Regions from separate parts of the Homo sapiens genome. Here region 1 is linked to region 2. A link is a loop called in an ENCODE intact Hi-C map of the cell type or tissue named here. Cell type or tissue: CD14-positive monocyte. All regions are shown on one strand. Each heading gives the region's core, and the rest is flanking DNA. Links, peaks and the distances in the headings are about the cores only.

Region 1 (8,326 bases), core at 203-8,202, 250 kb after region 2:
CTGTGATGCTAGAGGAGTGGTCCCCTGGGCTTGCCCACACCTCCTTCCCCATGTTCCTTCCAGAGCCAGAGGGGTGGGATGGGATAAGACGAGAAATGGGGCTGGGAAATTGAAGCTGGACAGCGCAGAGACGCCCTCCTGCAGCCCATAGAGCAGACTTCTGTGTGTTCCTAAACACCCTGCGCACCTTGCGGAGTGGACCATGCTGGATTCAAACATGAGAAAGAAAAGAGAAGCATGGTAACAGGTGCATGAGATCAACAAGGAGAGGCTCATGCCTACTGGGCACTCACTGCATGCCAGGCACGGTGCCCTGCGCCCAGGAGCCACCTGTCTAATGCTCCCGACACGCGAGCAGTAAGGACTGTCACTGTGTCCACTTCTGAGGGGGAACACTGAGGCTCTGTCAGGTTAGATCCTTGTCCAGGCCCCATGGTAGGAAATGGCAGAGGAGGCTGGACCTACCTCCAAGCCAGGTGTGGGACAGGCCTGGGTGGAGAGGGGTGAGGTGCACGTGTCCCCTCAGAGACCCTGGTCCAACAGCCAGTTCCCCGTGATGTGGTGTAGGAGTGGCTGGAAACTCTTAGATCCTGGGATCACAGACCCCAAGGCCAGGACGAAGACCTACTGCCACCAGCTGGAGTGGAGGGGACATCACTGGGAGGGACCCTGGGCAGTGGGTGCAGTGTGGCCCCATGAAGGCCCGGTGGGGACCAAGCCGGGCAGGCAGCTGCACCCACTGACTCCTCTGCCTTTCCCTCTGTTTTGTTCTGTCCTCTTTCACAGGGACACCCACAGCCTCTGTCGCTCCAGGCCCATGTCTGCCCAACACAGCTGCCTCCAACTGAGCAGCTCTTCTGTGGGGCCGGGGCGGTTCTCCTAGGAGAGCAGCCTACGCTACAGGCCCATGAGCAAAGTTTGCTGGGAAGAGGGCACCTGAAAGAGGCCTGGGGGCCTGAGGGCATGAGCGTGTGAAGAAGTGGGAAGGGAGCTCCATGAGAGGGAACAGCATTATAGAGGGGTTCAGAGGCAAGGGCCAGGCCAAGTGCGCCTGGAACTGGCTGCACGGGTGCATCTGGTGTGCTGAGTTTTGGCTGGGGAGCAGGAGGAGGAGGAAGAGGAAGAGCGGTCGGAGGGCCGGGTCTGGCTAACTGAGGGCTGAGTTCAGGAGTTCAGTGTTCTGATCCTGGGGGCAATAGGGAGCCACTGAAGGTTGGGGCCAGGGAGTAACAGGACTAGAGTTGTAGCTCCCAGGGTCCCCTGGATGCTGAGAGAATGGACAGAGGGGCCAGAGGGACATGGGAGGCCAGTGGGGAGATTCCTTCCATAGCCAAGAGAGACGTGGTGGCTTGGCTGGAGGTGGTTTTGGAAGTGGGGAGAATGGGTTAATGGAGGATTCTAAAAGTGGGTTTTGATGGGACCCTCCCCAAGGAGGCTTCACCAGAAGCAGAGATCTGCCTGGGTCCCAAGAGAAGACGTGGGGAGCAGGGCTTGGGACACTACCCTGCTGCTGGGGCGCCGGGAGGGGGCCTGTCGCGCTTCTCATTGCTCTGAGCGCTCCTGCCCCCTCTTTGGGGAGACAGGCTCTTCCCATCTCACCAAGGAGTGGCTGGAAGCCCTCAGAGCAATGAGAAGGGCAAGGAGGACATGGGAGCTGCACTGGGCCTTGCCCATCCCCCACCAGGGGAGGACAAGCTGGCGGGGAAGGAGTGGGCCAGCCTGGAGGCCCCTCTGGATGTGCAGGCTGGGATTGAGGTTCAGGATTTGGGGTGGGGGCAGAAAGGTGGTTTCGTCTGGACCTTGACAGTCAGCAGAGGAGGTGGGAGGGAGCTTGTCACTTCCAGCCCCATCCTGCAGCCCCTCATGTCTGGCAGAAAGTCTCTGGACGGTCTATGACACCTCCAGCCTTGGCCTTAGGTATCCTCTGTCCAAAACTGGAATCAGCCAGAAAAATCAATGCTTAATCTGGTGACTTCAAGAGGAACATCGGCCACCACCTCGGAACCTGGACCCAGACCTGGGTTTTTGTAAATACCCCGGCTTGGAGTGAAGTCCTTGTTCAAAGTCCCCCACTGGTTAGTGGGATTCAAACCCCAGCTGAGGTCCAGAGATCGTGCACTTGGTTCTGCGTGGGGGTGCGTGGCAGCCCAGGAAGTGGGTTCAGAGGCTGTGGGGCTTACCGGGCACCTTGATCTTTCCGGACCCAACTGTGGCCCCCAGGGAATCCGAGATGCATCCTGGCTGCCATGGCCCTGGTCCAGGAATCACAGTGGGCTGGGGGGATGGGACCGGCCTGGCTGGGCACAGGGGCCAGAGAAAGGAAGGGAAGAGATGGCACCCAGGGGCCGCCAGCTGAGGGCACAAAGGTGAGAGGACACCGGGCCTTGGGGAGCTCATGGTGCAGTGGGAGAACAAGCGGGATGAGGGTCCCCATGACAAAAGCAGAAACCCAGGCTCGGAGGGTGGCTTGCAGGCAGGTGGCAGAGCAGGGATGCGAAGCCGGGCGAGCCTGCTGCAGCTGCCACCTCTTTGGGTGGGAGCGTGCCTCACTCGAGGGCTTGCTCTCTGTGTGAGGCTTTTTCTTGTCCAACAAACACTCACTTGCTGTGTGTCAGGCCTGTCCAAGCGTGACAGGTGTCCACTCCCTAAAACCCCCATAATAACTCTGCGAGGTCAGTGCTGATGGGAAACCAGGCACGGGGTGGGTGGGCACCTGCCCAGAGCCAAGCAGCCTGGGAGAGGGCTCAGCTACCCAGACAGCTCTGCCGCAGAACAAGGAGGACCAGGAGGCCTCGATTTACCCTTCAGCCCCGGGTCCCACAAAGGGCCAAGGTCAGGAACTGCCCCTTCTCTGTTCTTAATCTCACCCCAGGACCTGGGCCAAGTAAGAGGTGAGTCCCCAAGGCTGCCAGCCACAGCCTGTGTCAGAGCCTCCTGGGGAGGGGCTGCTGAACCCCTGGTCACACCCAACTTCCCCGCACAGCGCCTGGGGGCGGGGCCTTGGAGCTGTGATTTGCATCCAGCTCCTTGGCAGATGTCAGCCACCACTCACACTAGGGTCTTAGTGCAGGCCTGGCCCCCGGAATGGTGCTGCTCGTTTGAGAAGACACGAGTGTCTCAAGCAGAACACGAGGGGCCCATGAGATGTGGGGTAGAGTTTACAGGACACAGAGAGAAACTCCGACTCAGGGAAAGGCCCGGGAGGGCTACAGGGAGGAGGAGGAGGGCAATGGGCCAAGTTAAGAGGCAGGACATCCAGGCAGAAGGCACTGACTGAACGGAGGCCGGGAGGCTGGAGAGGGGTGTTCCTAGCTGCAGTAATTAGATCCTTGGAGCAAACGAGGAAGAAGGTGTAAGAAAAGGAAGATGCGTGGGTCGGGCCAGATCTTGAAAGGCCCCAAGGGACAGGTTAATCGGCCAGGTTTCCACACCCACTGGGCATCAGAGTCACCTGTGGGAGTTCATTCCTTCACTCATTCAAGAGGTGCATATTGAGTGCTACTGTGGGCCAGACATAGTTCTCAGCCCTGGGGAGCCCGTGGGGAACTGACTGATGAGACCCCTACCCTGGTGGAGACAGGAGTGTCATCAGAGGACAGAGACTGTAATTAAAGAAATAGGAAATAAAATAATGGCAGATCCCTCTGAGTGCTCACAAGCAGATAGACCAGGACACAGTAGAGAGCGCCTGGGCTGGGAGAGGGGTCGTTTGAACCGAGTCCCCGAGGTGAGCCAGAGGAGAGGTCTCAGAAGTGGGTGGGAAGCCTCCAGAACAGATGGACCCTGGCAGCCCCTGCAGGGACTGGACCCAAAGCCTCTGAAGGACGCATTGAGGCCATCACCTCTGGGCAGACGGGCATGCGCAGAGCATCACCTGTGCTCCGCAGACGAACGGCCTGACTTGGGATTTGAGGGTCTGCAGAGATGGGGTGGGTGTAGGGGGTCTCAGAATCAGAAACTCTGACCCTGGATGGGACCTCGGGGACCAGCCCCTGGTCCAGGGGTCTGGAACCGAATTGAGGCAGAGGGCGGCATCCTTGCCCCCGCGCCCTCCTGCCCTGCGAATTCTGTGGGCCTTTTTTTTTTTTTGCAAAAACAGATCAAGGGCGCCACCTGGTGGCTAGAGCTGAGGCCGTGGCCGCTTCAGCCCAGGCCGGGGTCCACGGTGGCCAAGGCTCAGTAGGCCGGTCCCTTTAGGTCACTTCCGATTTTGTAGATGTTTGTGGTTACACAATTAATATGTTTACCTTGCAGATACAGTAGAAAACCCAGATAAAGCCAAAAGAAAGCAACCACCTGGAATTTCGCACCCAGAACAAACCTTTCTTCACATGTGCACGGATTTCTTTCTAGACTTTTCTTCATCCATCCAGGCATTTTCATACAAAAAGTGAATCATACCCCACAGAGAGTCTGCAACCTGCCGAGCTGTTTCCCACTCACCGCTAGATCGTGGCTCTCTTTCGTGCCAATGAATATACTTTTACAACATCATTCCTGCAGCTGTGCACGCACTTTGGGTGTGGCCAGAAAGTGATTGAGGTCGACTGAGCCCCTGTAGGTTGGATTTCTTTGGAGCAAAGTGAGTTTTCCAGAGTTTTTTCATTTTGTTTTTGCCTCCCTTGGGGAAGACAGGAACTTCAAAGCCCTCATTTCTCTGGTGCAAAACGGGTTTTGACAAATCCACATTTAGGGGTAAACTTCATGGTGCCAGCCCCCCGCCTCCCTGTGTCTGAAGCTGGGAGCATAGGGGCACTTGCTACTCACCCTGTGAACTGCCCGGGGCCCCTCTTGGAGCCTGAGGGTTTGGTTTACACTGCCTGAAATGGACGCACGGGCAGGTCATATGCTTCACAGGGCTGTTTTGTGTTCAACAGGTGGTCTTTGTAAAGCACTCCACGCAGGGCTCGGCCTGTGGTCAGCCCTTGGTAACTGTCAGCTTTGTTACCATTCAAAGGACCACAGGGTGTGGGACAAGAGCACTGCGGCCCCCCAGGCCTGTGCTCTCGTCACCGGCTGCAGGATGGGGGCCTGTTCTCGTCACCTGCCGAAGGGCTGAAATGCCTCCTTGGGGGTCATGGTGGGGCCTGACTTATTGGGTGCCGAGTTAGATCACCCTTTGCTATTCATGAGGCTGTGGCTGTGCCAGGAACCACGGGCGCTGTGACAACACAGCCACGTCCCCTGACACCCACTGACGTCCCCTGCTCTGGGGCTCTCCACCGATGATCTCATTTAACCCCGTTTTGCGGATGGGAAAACTGAGACTCAGGGATTCAATGACACTTGTAACATCTCACACCTGGTCAGTGGCGGAGCCCTCTGGGGCCCAGGCCTGGCTGCCACTCGGGGAGGTCTTGTTGGGGGCCTCTTTCCTTTGTCAGTGACTCCAGGACCTCTGGGCAGAGTGGGAGGAGGTGACATTCAGCAGAGTGTGGCCGTGGTGCTGTGTGTGTGAGATGGGAAGCAGTTGCCCTGTCTGGAGGCCTGGGCCCTACCTGGGCACTGAGCTGTGTGTATGTGTGTGTGGTGCACGCTGGTGGGGGGTGCTGAGGTTCAAGGTAGCGGGTCACTTGGGCATGTCACAGCACAGAGGGTAAACCCGCTGTCCACCAGGCTTGGGGCAGATATGGCTTCTGAATCCATCCTACCTGAGCACATTGTCAGACTCAAACAAGGAGCTAGACTAGGAGTCAGAGAAGGAGGGGCCAGATGGAGAGAAGGGGGTGGCTCAGGATGGGGCGTGGTGAGGGACCATTACCCACAGCACTGATGCGGCCGCACCAACGAGGCAGGCCCCTGCTAGTTTCATCCTGAACACAGATGATCACCCCATTTTGCACATGTGGAAACGGAGGCGCAGGAGGACTAGGTACTTGCCCAAGGTCACACAGCTAGAAAATGGTTGGGCAAAACCTTGAGTCTGGGGTGGTCCAAGTTTGTATCTTTGGCCCTACACTGTTGTGTAGACCTGGGAGGCATCCACCCACTTGGTGAGCCAGAGAGGGGCCTGTGGGCTGACTGTAAGCTCAAATGGGCCCTCTCTTCAGGTCCTGCAAATGAGGCACCGCCCCACCTCCCTACCTCCCAGACAGGGGTTGATGATGTGGGTTTTCTTCCACACTTGGAGGTCGACTGTACTCATTTTGTGCCCTGGGTTTAATCCTAGAGGGCCATTCACTGGCTGTGTGACCTTGGGCAAGTAGCTTAACCTCTCTGTGCCTCAGTTTTCTCCATGTGAAACGGGGTAAAGATTCCTTTCTTCGTGGAGTCGGTGGGAGGATGAAGTGAGTTAGTGCCTGCGGGAGTCCGGGGGGCATCAGCTCCCGCAGGGTCGGGACTTCGATGCCACAGATGGGCTTGCAGGTAGGGTCCTTGGGAGTCACGCAGGAGCTGGACTGGGGACTTGAGCGGGGGTACCCAGGTTGCAGGGGTGTTCCCCACGATAGAAGAAAATCAGCCTCTGAAGGGTGCTGGGTTTGTGCTCCTTCCCCCAAATTTGGGGCACGGGCATCAGCCAGAAAGGAGCCCGCCCCCGGCCCGGGAGGGCAGAACAGGAACTTTCACCTGGGGCCTGTGGACCGGCTGCAGGCTTATGTGCACCACCCCGGAACCGTGGGGGAAACACGTGTGTCTGGCTGCTTTGTGGGGAAGGAACAGGAGGGGGTCACACGGGATCCCCCCCACCCCGCCTGACCCCACCTCAGGCCCTGGAAGTTTCCGAGCCCAGCCTGGTGAGCGGCGGCCGGCGGCGTGCGGCCAGCAGAGGGCGCTCGGGCCAAGGCTGTGAAAGGCCGGCTCCGCGCTCCTCCCCTCCAGGCCGCCCCTGCAGTCGAGACCTGCGGAGGGCGCGGGCGGGGGCTGGCTTGGCCCTAACTCTCCGGGAGCCCGGGTGGGGCCGCTGGGGTCACAGCTGGGGCCACAGCTGGAAGCCGGCCCAGACATCTCAGCCCGGGGCGGGTGTCACAGGGGAAATTTTGACAATTTCCCGGCCTAGCCCCACCTGTACAGACGGCTGTCAATCAATCCCCGGGAGGGCCTAGGCTTCAGCCCCCAGGTCTGGGCACCACTGGGCAAGGGCTCCCTTCATTCTTAGCGTGAGCTCCCACCAGGCAGGGTCTGTCCCTATTTCTGCCCATTTAACAGAGTAGGAAACTGAGGCTCAGAGGTGGCAGGACTTGCCTGAGATTACACTCACTTGCCTGGGATTACACACACCAGGGGCTGTGACGCCAAGCCCCATTATTTTTTTCCCCATTTATTCTTTTATATTCGTGATATTAACAGCAGCAGCAGCGCCTGTAACGGACCTTCTCAGTCTGGGCCTTGCTGGCACTCTGGGCTAGATGTCTGTGTTAGGGGCATGGGGTGCGCTGAGCGTTGAAGGGCATGGGGTAGCCTGCACATTGAAGCATGCTCAGCAGTGCGGGCTGTGTGAGGCTCCCCAGGACGATGCCCGTGTTCTAATCCCAGAACCTGGAACATGTTACCTTACATGGAGAAACAGACTTTGCAGAGGTGATTAAGTTAAAGATAGTGAGGTGGGGGGTCATCCTGCATTATCAGGGTGGCCTCGATGTCATCACAGGGGTCCATCTAAGAGGAAGGAGGAGGTGAGAGGGAAAGACAGAGGTTCAGAGCCGGTAAGCCAGATGCTGGGGGCAGAGAGGAGTCACACAAATGGGGGGATCAAAGATTCACCTCCAGGATCTCCCAGCCACGCAGTTCACCCCCCACACCCCTGACCTGCAGGTGGAGCTGGGAGGGCCAGGCCTGTCTCGAGCTCTGTAGCCAGGGGCGCCAGACCCCCTCCCCCCTTTCCCCACCCCCGGCCCCCCAGCTGACACTCCCGCCTTCAGGGCTTTGCCGGCACTGGCCCTGCTGGATTGCTTCTCCAGCAGCTGGGGGCATTCAGCTGATTGTGGCAAAGGCCACTGTGCCCCGGGGTGGGCGTGGGGGGCAGGTCAATGAGACACAGTGGGGGAGCTGACCAGCCAGGGGCTGGGAGGTGACAGCCAGGCCGCGGTGATATGTCCCAGGCAGCTTTTTCAGTAACATGTTTAAGAGCACTGGCTTGCAAGCCTGCCTGATGGCTGGGTTTGAATCCTATCTCTGTCCTTGGGCAGTAGTTTCACCTCCCTGAGTGGGTTTGAATCCTATCTCTGTCCTTGAGCAGTAGTTTCACCTCCCTGAATGGGCTGCCTTGGAATCATGCAGCGGGGGCTGCATCATGCTGCGTATCCACAACTGTCCAAGGAACCCTTGTTTCACAGGAGCTCTTGCAGAAGAGGGTTTTCATGGAATGCAAAATCCTGGTCCTGCTGGC
Region 2 (8,326 bases), core at 246-8,245:
GGCTGTATCATAGTTTGTGGGATTAAAAAAAGGAAGAAGAAATCATAAAGATTTCAGACTATCCCTAATTATTGAAGACAGCATACAGAGTACTCTCACTCCAGATATTTTTAGCTGTAGCAGCTCTGGAATATTCTGGCTGACCCTTAAGACTATTGTCCCTGGTTTTGGAGAATAAAGCAATTCTAGATTACTAGTTTGTTGAATTGACAGAAATGCAACTAAGAACTCTGGTATGAGTACATTTTACTTTTATTGACAGATGGAAATAATGGCAGACTCTAAAATGAAGGCAGAAATTCAAGCTTTGACTTTCCTATCATCAGATTATCTTTCCAGAGTGTACTTACCTAACAAATTAAAATTTGGAGGATGGATATAAAAATAAATCAGAAGAACTTCTGATTGCCAGAGGCTTTTCATTAGTTTTGTTTTGATTGGCAAATACTATTGTGGAAAGAACATATATTATATTCTTAATTCTGTAAAAGTGAAATAAAATAACTTTCCGTTAATTATATATTTTTGTCAAAACAAATGCTGTACTCCAATTTTCTTTGCAAGGCCTTATTCTTGCCTCTATAGAGACAGATTTCTGTCCTATCTTCTAAAGCAAATTATAAAAGAATATGTTATTTTGACCTTTAAATTATTTTTGAAAAAATAATATTTTATACATGTCATCAAAGTCTACAAAATATTTACCTTCTACGATACAACTAATGTTAACGCATAAAGTATCTTACTGGTAACAAAAATCATAATGATCTGAATTTGAGATGTTGCAAATGAATTGTGGTGTCCGGTAGTTTCTTCTTACATTTTCCTTTGCCTTTATACTTTAGGGGTCTTACTCCATTAATTCATTTGTTACATTAGTAAAATTCAGTATGAATAAATATTTGGATTGATGTAGTCTTCAGTGTTTTGCTTTATTTTGTATTGAGCCTATTTTTTATTGATAATATTATTTATTTGAAAAGTTTCTCGAAGGTCTTGAATGCTTCTCTAGTCTGTCTATAGAACAAAAAACTTCTTCAGTTTTAAGATCTACAGAAGCCTCAGATTTTAATAAGGTACTTCTCCAACAGTAAATATGTGACCTTTTCCCTCCATAAACCTATCTTAATTTTGCCAGAGGTCAGTTTTATGATTTTATTCTGTACTTTCAGTAAACCTTTAACTGCACTGAAAGTTTCTTGTGCTTGCAAGCAAGAATAAGAATTTATAGAAGCACGGTAATATTAGGTTAGCTATTTTATAAAGAGAAATGGTAACAATAATAATAATATATACCATTTCTGAGAACTTACATGTGCCAATCACTGCTGATTCAGTATCTCATTTAATTCCCCCAAGGACCTTGTAATTACTGGGTAACTACACCATAGTTTTCAGGTGAGAACACTGAGGATGCTATTTGTCCAAAGCCACAATAATACCAGGGGACAATAATACTACCTACCTCAAGAAAATGTGGGTCTCAATGCAAAATGTAAATGTGGGATCCCTTTTTATTAAGAATTTCAAGATGATAGCAGCAGAGAATTAAACCAAGCACAGGCCCTTCTTAGCCTGGGGTCCTGGGTGACTGCACGGGTGGTACACCTGTGAGGCTGGGCCTGCCCAAGAGGTTGTATGTAGTAAGGATTGAAGAAGGTAATATAATAATAAAGGAAAATACATACATAGCACTTACTATGTGCTAGGTATTTTTGTAGGTGCTTTGTAAACAATAACTCATTGCATCTTCACAGAAACCTTATGAGCTAGGTACTTTTAAAAAATCACCCCCATTTTACAGGTGAGAAAACAAAGGTACAGAAAGGTTAAATAATTTTCCCAAGGTCACATAACTAATAAGCAGTGGAGCTGGGACTTCAAACCAGAAAGTGTGGGTACCATGGCGCTAGTACAGGTAAAGTACTTCACGTGTGGTCTGTGTCCTCACTGCATGGAAAGGTCTGCAAGTCTTATTGTTGGCTAGTGTCAAATCAAGATCCCCCGATACCATACCTACAATTAACAAATATGTTATATTCCCTGGTCACATAGGAACCACACATTTCATTTTGGGAACATTCTGGTATGCTGTTAATTTTACTTACTCGTGAGACTATCAAAAATTCTAAAAACATTTTTATAAATAAGAAAAAATTTCCTCTGAATTTATACCATACTTACTCCTTTAACATGTAACAGTGTCACTTAACTTTGGTATGCTTTGTAAAGGAAGAAATTACTAACTTAAAAATATGTTTAACCCACGACACATCTGGCTTAGGATATACTATCAAAATGGGAAGGAGTGACAAATCTACGATAGTCATTCAAATTTAAAAATAAATTTGAAAAAGACAGATACCTCCAGTTTGGATAATTAAGTCATCTCAAGTTTATTATTGCAAATTTACTTAAAATAATTTTCAATTATTTGGGAAATGAAAATGGAAAGAGAGCAAAATACACTATAGTTTGACGTTACTACCTATCTTTATTAGATGAAAATGAAAAATTAATGCTAGTAGCTATTTGGGAACCATCTAGAATTCTAATTCTAAAGATTTCTTTCTAAAAAGGATTACCATAATACTTAGCATTTAAAATGGTAACTGATAACAATAATCTCATCTACCATCATCTAACTGTATCTAATTTGGATATTTCCATAATTTTAATCAAGAAAACATTAGATTGGAATCTTTAAAATTAAAATGTATAAAAACTAATACAACAAGGCTGGGCACGGTGGCTCACACCTGTAATCCCAGAGCTTTGGGAGACTGAGGAGGAGGATTGCTTGAACCCAGGAGTTCAAGACCAGCCTGAGCAAAATAATGGGACTCCCATCTCAATTTTTAAAAATTAGTTGGTTATGGTGGCACATGTCCATAGGCTCATCTACTAGGGAGGTTGAGGTGGAAGGATCACTTGAAACCAGGAGTTCAATGCTGCAGTGAGCTATGATTGCACCACTGCACTCAGGCCTGGGTGACAGAGTGAGACCTTGTTTCAAACAACAATAACAACAAAAACTAGTACAACAAAAAGGTGCTCAGAGACTCTTAGTTTTCCCTTAAGGGTTCATAATTACCCTAACAAACTAAAAGTTGCTTGTAGTATCCCCCGTTTTCTGAGAAATTTGATTATAATAATTGGTGATACTAAGTGATTTCAGAAGTTATGAGTTCATAGGGAAGAAAAACCATAGTGCACTTTATAAAAATAAGGAAAACCCTCCAGGGTTTCCATCTATGACTTCCTTACTGAGTGTCTCAGTTGAGCTGCTAGTTTGATGTAGATAATCTGTTCAGTGGTGCTGAAAAGAACATATTCTCTAAGCTATATATACATGTACATTAAAAGATTTTCAATGAAATGTTTTTGTAGTGAAATATTGAGAAACGTGCACTTCTGTTTGCTAAATGAACTTCTCTGTTCACTGTTACACAGATAGGTATCCCAAGGAAACAATCCTGTAGAAACAAGCCAAGGTCGCCCTCTGCTGGCAAACGCTCATTATTCTCTCAACTCCTTCCACTATTTTGGGTGGAAATTTCTTTGAAATGTTTTCAAGTCATTGTCTAAAGGAATGGGGTAGAGTCTTGAGTCACAACAAAAGAGTTTGGGGAAAACCAAGAGGGTTTCTATGTGATACACTCAACAGGAATCCGCTTTGTTAATCAGCTTTGGATGCCCCAATTCCCTGTAAAGCTACACTTAATGTGTGCTTCTTTGCAACCTAGCTATTCACAAAACTTTAAGCCAACATATTACATCTCTTTTATTAAAAATTCAAAATGAAAAGTAACTCATGCTAAGAATATAGGCATGTTCAGTTTCTATTCATCTAGCAATTAATAGAAACTGTACTTATTCATAAATATTCCCTGTGTAAAAATGGCAGAAAAGTTTACCAGTTTGAATGACAGTCACTACCAAAATTTAATTATTTTTCTATTGTTTAATTATTTTTCACCTATATTGTATGGCTCAATAATCATACAATCATACCCAGGGATAAAATCTTACTGATCTCGCAGAGCACGGTAGCTCACGCCTGTAATCCCAGCACTTTGGGAGGCCAAGGTGGGCGGATCACAAGGTCAGGAGTTCAAGACCAGCCTGACCAACATAGTGAAACCCCGTCTCTACGAAAGATACAAAAATTAGCCAGGCATGGTGGTGTGCACCCGTAATCCCAGTTACTGGAGAGGCTGAGGCAGGATAATCGCTTGAGCCCTAGAGGCAGAGGTTACACCGAGCCGAGGTCGCGCCACTGCACTCACTCCAGCCTGGGCGACAGGGCGAGAGTCCATCTCAAAAAAAAATAAAATAAAATACCGTTCTCCCTTTTTGTTTCTAGGAGGCAAAACATAAATCAGCATAATCTGCCACCTGTGGAAGTGTAGAGTTAGGTTTTGGGGCAGGCTGCTTGCATTCCAATTCTACGTCTACTCCTTGCCTCTATGGCTGGGACAAGTTACAACCTGATCTCAGTTTCATCAACCATAAAATGGGCATAACAACAATAATAATGACTTGGTAGGGTCATGGTGAGGATTAAATGAGATTATCCATTTAACAAGAGTCTTGGAATATCAGCTATAATATTTGGGCGAGCATACTGCTCCTCAGTGGTTCCACTGATGGTATATGCAAAAGCAGTTTGTCAACTACATAATCCTAAACAGCGGGAAGAGTTTATAGAGCATGCTGAATAACCAGGATTATAGAGGAATCTGTATCATAATAGAGGCTTCTGGAAGATACATTGGGCGTTGAAACATAAAATGCAACAAGTATTAATAACGAACACATGTAAGATACTCTGCTTGGTGCTGCAAAGCATATACATGGAAGTAGATACAAGTTTTAAATCTAGGAATCTAGACAAGACAAATACACTATTTAATGAGGCAGAATATGCCTCGAAACCCTGAGAGAGCTTTGGGAGGGCTTTTGAGAGTTTAAAGGAAAGATAGTAAGAGGAGTTCCATTGAAAAAGGATAAGAAAATGTAGTTGAAGCACTTCTCAGAGATGAGTCCAAAGCTTTGCTGGTAGGAGGGTCAGGCACAGGACAGACATCATGGACCTACTCTGTATCAGTTGTGTGAGCTCTGGTAAGTCACATTGAGAGATGACAGCGTGCTGGCAGTCCTCACAGCCCTCGCTCGCTCTCGGGGCATCCTCTGCCTGGGCTCCCACTTTGGCGGCACTTGAGGAGCCCTTCAGCCCACCGCTGCACTGTGGGACCCCGTTTCTGGGCTGGCCAAGGCCGAAGCCCGCTCCCTCAGCTTGCAGGGAGGGGTGGAGGGAGAGGCGCGAGCGGGAACCGGGGCTGCGCGCGGCGCTTGCGGGCCAGCTGGAGTTCCGGGTGGGCGTGGGCTTGGCGGGCCCCGCACTCGGAGCAGCCGGCCGGCCCTGCTGGCCCCTGGCAATGAGGGGCTTGGCACCCGGGCCAGCGGCTGCGAAGGGTGTACTGGGTCCCCCAGCAGTGCCAGCCCACCAGCGCTGCGCTCTATTTCTCACCGGGCCTTAGCTGCCTTCCCGCAGGGCAGGGCTCGGGACCTGCAGCCTGCCATGCCTGAGCCTCCCACCCCCTCCATGGGCTCCTGTGCTGCCCGAGCCTCCCCGACGCGAGTGCCACCCCCGCTCCACGGCGCCCAGTCCCACGGACCACCCAAGGGCTGAGGAGCGCGAGCGCACGGCCTGGGACTGGTGGGCAGCTCCACCTGCAGCCCCGGTGCGGGATCCACTGGGTGAAGCCAGCTGGGCTCCTGAGTCTGGTGGGGAGGTGGAGAACCTTTATGTCTAGCTCAGGGATTGTAAATACACCAATCGACACTCTGTATCTAGCTACTCTGATGCGGCCTTGGAGAATCTTTATGTCTAGCTCAGGGATTGTAAATACACCAATCAGCACTCTGTATCTAGCTCAAGGTTTGTAAACACACCAATCAGCACCCTGTGTCTAGCTCAGGGTTTGTAAATGCACCAATGGACACTCTGTATCTGGCTACTCTGGTGGGGCCTTGGAGAACCTTTGTGTCTAGCTGAGGGATTGTAAAGGCACCAATCAGCGACCTGTCAAAACAGACCACTGGGCTCTACCAATCAGCAGGATGTGGGTGGGGCCAGATAAGAGAATAAAAGCAGGCTGCCGGAGCTAGTAGTGGCAATCTGCTCGGGGCACCTTCCACGGTGTGGGAGGTTTGTTCTTTCGCTTTTTGGGACCACGTCGTCTTTATGAGCTGTAACACTCACCGCAAAGGTCTGCAGCTTTACTCCTGAAGCCAGCGAGACCACGAGCCCGCCGGGAGGAAGGAACAACTCCAGATGCGTCGCCTTAAGAGCTGTAACACTCACTGCCCGAAGGTCTGCAGCTTCGCTTCTGAGCCAGCGAGGCCATAAACCACCAGAAGGAAGAAACTCCAAACACATCTTAACATCAGAAGGAACAGACTCCGGATGCGCTGCTTTTAAGAACTGTAACACTCACCGCGAGGCTCCGCAGCTTCATTCTTGAAGTCAGTGAGACCAAGAACCCACCAATTCCGGACACAACATCACCTCTGTCAGCTTCATTTTCCATATCTATAAAATGGAGATAATCACAATACCTATCTTTTAGGGCTGGTCTGGAAACTACAGGAGATGGAGCATCTAAAGCGCTTAGCATAGGGTGATGCTCAAAAGAGCTATTATTACCATCATCGTCTAGACTAGAGGTTCTCAGTCTTGGCTGCATCTTAGAATCACCTGGGGAGCTTTTAAAAAATATTAATTTCCTCTTTTCTAGCCCAGGCGTACTAAATCAGAATCTCTAAGGGTGCAGTGTAAACATCACAGTTTTTAAAAAGCTGCCCAGGATTCCAAATGATCTACAGCCTTGGTACTTAACTCTGGTTCACGGCCCAGCAACCTCTGCTGGGAATTTGGTAGAAATGTGGATTTTTAGGCCCATCGTAGACCTACTGAATCTGCATTTTATAAAAAGATACCCCAGATCCTAAACCTCCTTAAGAAGGTCAAGGCACGCAGACCACACTGAGTAGTGAAGGAGAGAATCCAGGGTAGCTACATAACCTCACGAAATCCCTTCCTTGTGATCTGTCTTTTCCTTCACTTCCTTCTTCAGATGCTCCTAAAAGTAGGGGTTGGGAGGAAACAACCAACTGAAATATTTGGAGTGGGCGTGTGTGAGTAATAAGAATCCCTTAACATTTCTACAGACAGTTCTATTAGTAAGAGTAGTTCACGTATGATTTCACTTGACCCTAATTAGGAACAGCCCTGGCATCATTTTCCCCACCATGCAGCAGGAAACTGAGGCCCAAAGAGCCCCGAGGTGGGCTCAGGGTACCCCAGTGGGCAAACAGGGAGAGGCCAGGGCGGGAAACCCGCGGCCGACCTCGCCTTGTTCGGAGGCAGCGTTAGAGCAGCTTCTCGGAGGTTGGCCTTGGACGTGAATTGGAAGCAATCAGAATCTTTTAGATGTTTATACATGATAAATGCAATAATTAATTCACAAGAGAAAACAGCTAGCTACCTTGCACTAGCCCTAGTTGCGGATTGATTGACTGATTTGAGATGGAGTTTCGCTCTTGTTGTCCAGACTGGAGTGCAATGGCATGGTCTCGGCTCACTGCAACCTCCACCTCCTGGGTTCAAGCGATTCTCCTGCCTTAGCCTCCCAAGCAGCTGGGATTACAGGCACCCGCCACCATGCCCGGCTAATTTTTGTATTTTTAGTACTGACGGGGGGACGGGGGGGCGGGGGGGCGGGGGGACGGGGGGCGGGGGGGGCGGGGGGGGCGGGGGGACGGGGGCGGGGGGCGGGGGGGGGCGGCGCGGGGGGGCGGGGGGGGCGGGGGGCGGGGCGGTTCACGATGTTGGCCAGACTTGTCTTGAACTCCTGACCCCAGGTGATCAGCCCGCCTCGGCCTCCCAAAGTGCTGGGATTACAGGCGTGAGCCACCGCGCCTGGCCAGTTGCGGATTTATAAAAGCAGTCGCTTAGTAACTTGCAGCGGCTACATCAACTTTGGACCAATTCGCAAACTGCTGGTGTAAAGCGTTTTTGCGCATGTGCTGTCGCCTTGCGGGAAAAGGAGCCTTTTTCTTCGACGATTTCCGGGCGACGCAGGAAGTGGCTCCAGGGCGCACGCGCGTTGTTTCCGCGGTAGTCAGGGCAGTTTCTACCGCAGGCTTAAGGAGGCTTCGGGCTCCTGGGATTTCTGTCCGCGCTCCTGGCCCTCGTCCTTCGCGCCAGAGCAGGTTCGCAAACTCCTCAGACCCTTCTGCTCCCGGCCGCCGCTTTCCG

The links. A loop is a pair of places that touch in the nucleus more often than their neighbours do. Peaks named below come from ENCODE experiments on the same cell type or tissue, not always from the same donor. Only the 100,000 strongest peaks of a DNase experiment are listed, where the experiment ranks them.
Region 1: a loop joins it to region 2, with 5 times the contacts of the local background. A loop is called at or near these places in 5 of 110 quality-filtered maps.

Annotation. Positions count from the first base shown.
Region 1 is chr20:57,590,367-57,598,692 of GRCh38, forward strand. No RefSeq gene overlaps it. Among named protein-coding and RNA genes, the nearest start is that of ZBP1, 26 kb to the right of the region's middle. RefSeq lists an enhancer at 1-382 and silencers at 6,626-6,685, 6,706-6,879. In CD14-positive monocyte, for the core only: CTCF peaks have their summits at 4,115 (motif pointing left), 4,314, 6,761 (motif pointing right) and 6,961; DNase peaks (open chromatin) are centred at 4,135 and 6,775; H3K4me3 peaks cover 396 bases; H3K27me3 peaks cover 279 bases.
Region 2 is chr20:57,343,079-57,351,404 of GRCh38, forward strand. SPO11 (SPO11 initiator of meiotic double strand breaks) reads left to right here. Exons shown (of 13, transcript NM_012444.3): 13 at 263-915. The coding sequence ends at 382. It overlaps RAE1 (ribonucleic acid export 1), which reads left to right and starts at 8,177. Exons shown (of 12, transcript NM_003610.4): 1 at 8,177-8,326. RefSeq lists an enhancer at 7,808-8,326. In CD14-positive monocyte, for the core only: CTCF peaks have their summits at 3,508 (motif pointing left) and 3,710; DNase peaks (open chromatin) are centred at 3,513 and 8,113; H3K4me3 peaks cover 400 bases; H3K27ac peaks cover 364 bases; H3K27me3 peaks cover 900 bases.